2 separate regions of the Homo sapiens genome follow, and region 1 is linked to region 2. A link is a loop called in an ENCODE intact Hi-C map of the cell type or tissue named here. Cell type or tissue: heart right ventricle. All regions are shown on one strand.

What was found. Peaks named below come from ENCODE experiments on the same cell type or tissue, not always from the same donor. Only the 100,000 strongest peaks of a DNase experiment are listed, where the experiment ranks them.
Region 1: it touches region 2 in a loop (2.9-fold over the local background); 6 of 110 quality-filtered maps call a loop at or near these places.

What each region holds. Positions count from the first base shown.
Region 1 is chr20:23,441,022-23,443,521 of GRCh38, reverse strand. The region is part of intron 2 of CSTL1 (cystatin like 1); the gene reads right to left. Among named protein-coding and RNA genes, the nearest start is that of CSTL1, 2.6 kb to the right of the region's middle. RefSeq lists enhancers at 517-1,096, 1,499-1,598. In heart right ventricle, CTCF peaks have their summits at 1,312 and 1,519 (motif pointing left); a DNase peak (open chromatin) is centred at 1,521.
Region 2 is chr20:22,338,116-22,340,615 of GRCh38, reverse strand. No RefSeq gene overlaps it. Among named protein-coding and RNA genes, the nearest start is that of LINC01427, 57 kb to the right of the region's middle. In heart right ventricle, CTCF peaks have their summits at 1,128 and 1,327 (motif pointing left); no DNase peak of the experiment used is centred here; H3K27me3 peaks cover 1,258 bases.

The DNA.
Region 1 (2,500 bases), 1.1 Mb before region 2:
ACCTAGTGGAAGGCAGCTTAGCAATACAGTTAAAAACAGTTTTGGAATCGAATTGATTTGGGGCATGCATTTTCCATTTAGTGACTGTGACCTTGAGCAAGTTACTTAGCATCCTCAGCTTTTTCACTTACAAACTACAAACCACAATTGTGCCTGCTTCTGGAGTTGTTATGTGGGCTAAATGGAAGCTTGCATTTCCCTGAATGCATAAAATAAATTTTAAATATTTTCATAATTATAAGTTATTACATCTTTTAGCAAAGTGTCTGCAGTGTTACTTTGAAGCAGATTCAGTGTTAGGAGAGTGACAGAACACAAAATCTGGCTTTACCCCCTGCAGACTCTGTAAATTTTACTGAATCTCAGTTTCCTCATCTAGGAAATGAGGAGAATAATGCCAGTTTCCTCCTAGCGTGTACAGAAATGAAGGAAGGAGGCATGGTGGGTACACGAGCCATGGAGAACGCATGCCAGGGATTTCCCCATGGCTCTTTCACTTGTGATCAAGTGTGAGGCCATGAAGCCTGCAGGGGTTGGAGCCTGGAAAAGCCCTTGTGGGCAGGGAGGCCCTACGCCCAGAAGGGAGACTAACAGAGAGCTTGGGGGTTACGGTTCCCTGTCGGGTTCTGAGCTGGATTCCTGAGTAGATATGTGGATTAGTGGATCTTCACCGGTGCAGGAGAAGCTCTGGGAAGCTCCCTGTTGCCTTGCCCTGTCACTGGTCAAGCCCAGTGAGAGGGCTTGGTCATCTCTGGGGTGGTGACTGAGGCAGAGAGTGCCCACACTGCTCCTGGGAGGAAGACACCCTTAGCAAACACTGGGACAGGGCAGCAGGGAGCCTAGACCTGAGGGCAGTACCAGCCTCCCCGCACCCAAACATGTGGGGGCCATCCATGCATGGGCATTTGCAGGGCTGCCCCAGGCACGGTCACACTGACTTTCAGCATGCTCAGAATGTAAGAAAAAACTAAACCACCCGTCATCACTGTAACTGACATTCCAGTGTGCAAAGTGTTATTCGTTATTAGACTTATTTGTTCGATAATGACAGGAGTAGTCATAATAACAGCAAAGATTTTTTATAAGTGCTACCAGATGTTGGCACTGTGCTAAGTGCTTCCCTCCTATTCTGAGGCACTTTGCAGGTGAAGAAACTGAGGTCTGGAGAGTCTGGATGTCACTTGACCAGGAGCCTCAGTTGGGAGGAGCTGGGCGTGAAGCCCCCAGAGGCACCTGGCAGCCCTCCACGCCTGCTCTTGTCCCCTCTGTGAGGTGTAAGGACAGACACAATGGTCATATGGGTGTGGGGGTGCCCAGAGGCCCATGCCAAGATCACCCAGCTACCAGGAGGCACGCCTGCTCTGTCTGCTTATCAATGTGAATGACATCAAATGCTCATCATTATTCCTTAACAGCTAACTTAATGGTGATGGATTGATTTCACAAGGCAAGCCTCCTTGGGGTCTTAACCAATTGTGGAAGAACCAAGAACCAAATGGGCAACATCGCCATCTTGTGGTAGAAGTGCCTCACTGAGCCAGCCTGTGGGACAGTCTGCATTGGGATGAGGATTTGACCTATGCTGACTGGTCCTCCCCACGCTGCCCTCCCGCCTTGCCGGTTCTCTCTGTTCCAGCTGCCTTACTCTCTGGCGAGAGAGCTTTCCCATAGCCAGTTGTGTTTTCCCAAATCTAGCTAATTGAACTAGGACGTAGCATTGTTGCTGCCCCAACTTCTACAGTCAGCCCTCTGTACTTACGAGCTCCATATCTGTGGATGCAAACAACCGTGCATCAAAATATTCAGGAAAAAAAAATGTATGGTTGCCTGTATACTGAACATTTTTTCTTGTAATTATTCCCTAAACAGTACAGTATAATAATTATCTACATAGCATTTACACTGTACCACTTATTATAATTAATCTAGAAATGATTTACCATATGTGGGAAGATGTGCATAGGTTATGTGGAAACACTATTCCATTTTACATAAAAGACTTCAGAATCCATGGATGTGGGCATCCTGAGGGGTCCTGGAACCAATTCCTCATGGACACCAAGGGGACTGTATAGTTTATTATCTGACCTTGAGGAAATGTTGTACCAATAAAAGGGGTTCCCTAACAACTTTTCTTTCTTCTATTATCCTTCAATTGATATATTTCAGAGAAATTTTATATGTAAAACAGAAGGTGAGGTGATCTGGCTGAACCCTATCTCTCACATCCTCTCCACTTCCAGAATAAACCCTCTGTATAATTTGAAGTTTGTATAACACAGAACACCCAGTTTTGAATTTTACAACCCTACACATTGAAAAAATATTGGGGGCTACAGGCCTACAGAGAATATTTGTATTTTGCCAAATGAGAACTTTAAAGGGAGCAAAATTATCCTTGCTGTCACTCCGGCAGGGTCAAATATCAGAATGAAAGGCATTTCTTCCCAAGGAAAAAGAGCTGGCCGGGCGTGGTATCTCACGCCTGTAACTCCGGCAC
Region 2 (2,500 bases):
ATGTCTTTTTCTGTGGCTGGTTAGCTTTTTCTTTTTATTACTGAATAATATTCCATCGTCTGGATGTACTACAGTCTGTTTATCCACTCGCTGTTGAAGGACATCTTGGTTGTATCCAAATTTTGGCAATTATGAATAAAGTTGGCATAAACATTCTCATGTAGTTTTTTTGTAGAGACACAAGTTTTCAACTTATCTGGGCAAATATCAAAGAGCCTGCCTGCTGCTTCACAGGGTAACAATATGATTACTTTTGTAAGAAACTGCCAATCTCCCTTCCAAGTCAGCTGAACTGTTTTGCACAGGCTTTGGACTTGGAGTTATGCAAGGGTAAGCTGAAGTCTCTAAGAGGGCATGATAGGGCTGGTTTTGTGAGTTTTGGAAAACTACAAACATGATTCAGCTGCAACAGTGGGAAGGAACTGCCACTGCTGGGTGGAAGCGGCCTTGCTGGAGAGATGCTGGGAGGAGGAGGAAGTCCTCAGGAGGAACGGTCGGGCCCCTCTCCCTCCAGATTTGCGGCCTCACTCTAGCGTCCCCTTGCCAGGAGCATCTGGCCAAGCCCAACTGCAGTTTGCAGAGTCCCAGTGCTGGCATCACAAGGCAGGATATAGAAAGGTGGGTTTGGAGCCAAGAGAAAATCATTTAATAATGGCATTACTCCCAGCCCCCGCTGGGATAAGTCCCTATCTTATTAAAGCGATAACACAAAGCAGTAGTGAAATTAACAGCACTAGACATGCCACTTTCTCTCTGGACATCGGCATTTCTGTAGGGCAGTAATTTCTACGATCTAAGATTGCCTCCCTGCTGGACTCAGAAAAGAGGTAACAAAAGTGGGTAAGTTTCTATTTAGTCCTGCCAGTCCAGCCTTACTTGAATTGAGGCTGAGCCTGGAGAAAGCTAGATTCCTGGAAGCAGCAGTCCTGCAAACCCTGAGCAGCTGAGCACAAACCACAGCCTGTCTAACGTTCTATTTACATTATTGCCTGCCTTTTGTAATGGAGGGGGGCAGAGAATCACGACTCTGCTTTAAAGTTTCAGCAGAGCTCCCCACACCTCAGCCCCTGCCCGAAATTCACAGGTACATGACGCAAGTTTACAAAAACGGAAAAAAAGCAACCATTTGGTTTGAGCTGAATTGAAAAGCAAAACAAAACAAAAAAACCCTCAGAGTTTCTTTTGAAAATTATAATCCTTCTCTTTATCTCTCTACAATCACTTTCAGTGAGGCTCACGTTCATCTTTAACCTTTAATCTTCCGAAGTGTTCAAGGATGGACGCTAGTGACGAAGTGTCAATTTGCTGGTCTAACACGCCTCCTGGTGGTCAAAACTATCCAAGATCTTAACAGGTATTAGACAACTCCATGGCCTTAAATGAGCATGGAAAAAAGTATGAAGCCAGAATATGACACAACTGACTGAAAAAAAATACATGACACCATTTGTAGGGATAAAAATGTGTCTCTGTTTAGCAAGAAAAGCCACACCATAGGTGCTGTCATTCCATTTAAAAAATCAGATTATTCACATATTCTGGTAGTTTTTATTACAGCTTCAACTTCTAGCTTCTGTTTTGTGATATTTTGCCATGTCATACAGTTTTGGTTGCCATATAAGTAAGAAGGAAAGCCATTGTGGATTCACTTCTGAATATTAAAGATAAAATAAAGGCTGCATAGGGACCTATACTTTGATATAAAATAAATGTTCTTTATTGTTCAATAAGCCCTACTTATTTTCTCCTCCTGTCAAGGAAAATTTAAAGATAATTAAATAAATTAAAATTCATTGACCTATAGGTTAATAAAGTCCATTAATATTCCTACTGTTTATAAGAGCTTGAGAGATAAGCCAAATGATTGATAGTCTATGATATAGTATCTTTCTGGAATCATCCTCTGTAAATTTCCACAAGGAGGATTTTCTTTTCTTTTTCAAAAATCACTTTATTGAGGTAAAATTAATATGTATAAAGCTATACATAATTAAATGTCTAGACCTCTCGAAGTTTCTTCTCACCCCTATTATTATTATTATAAGAACGCGTCATATAAGCTCTACCCTCTTAGAGAATCTTAGGAATGCAATACTGCATCATTAGCTGTTGGCACTATCCTGCACCACAGTCTCCAGAACCTACTCCTCTCGCCTGGCTGAAACTTTCCACCTTTGATCAACACCTCTGCTTCCCCCCGCAGCCCCTGGAAACCACCATTACACCCTTGACTTTTACAGTTTCACTATTTTGGATTCCATGTATAAGTGAGATCACGTGATATTTGTCTTTCTGTGCCTGGCTGATTTCACTTAACATAATGTCCTCCAGCTCCATCCATGTTGTCACAGATTACAGAATTATCTTCCTTTTTGGAGGTTGAATAATACTCCACTGTAAGTGTATACCACATTCTTTTTATCCATGCATCACAGATGGGATTTAGGCTCTTTCTACTATACCTTGGCTATTGTGAATAATGCTGCTATGAGCATGGGGT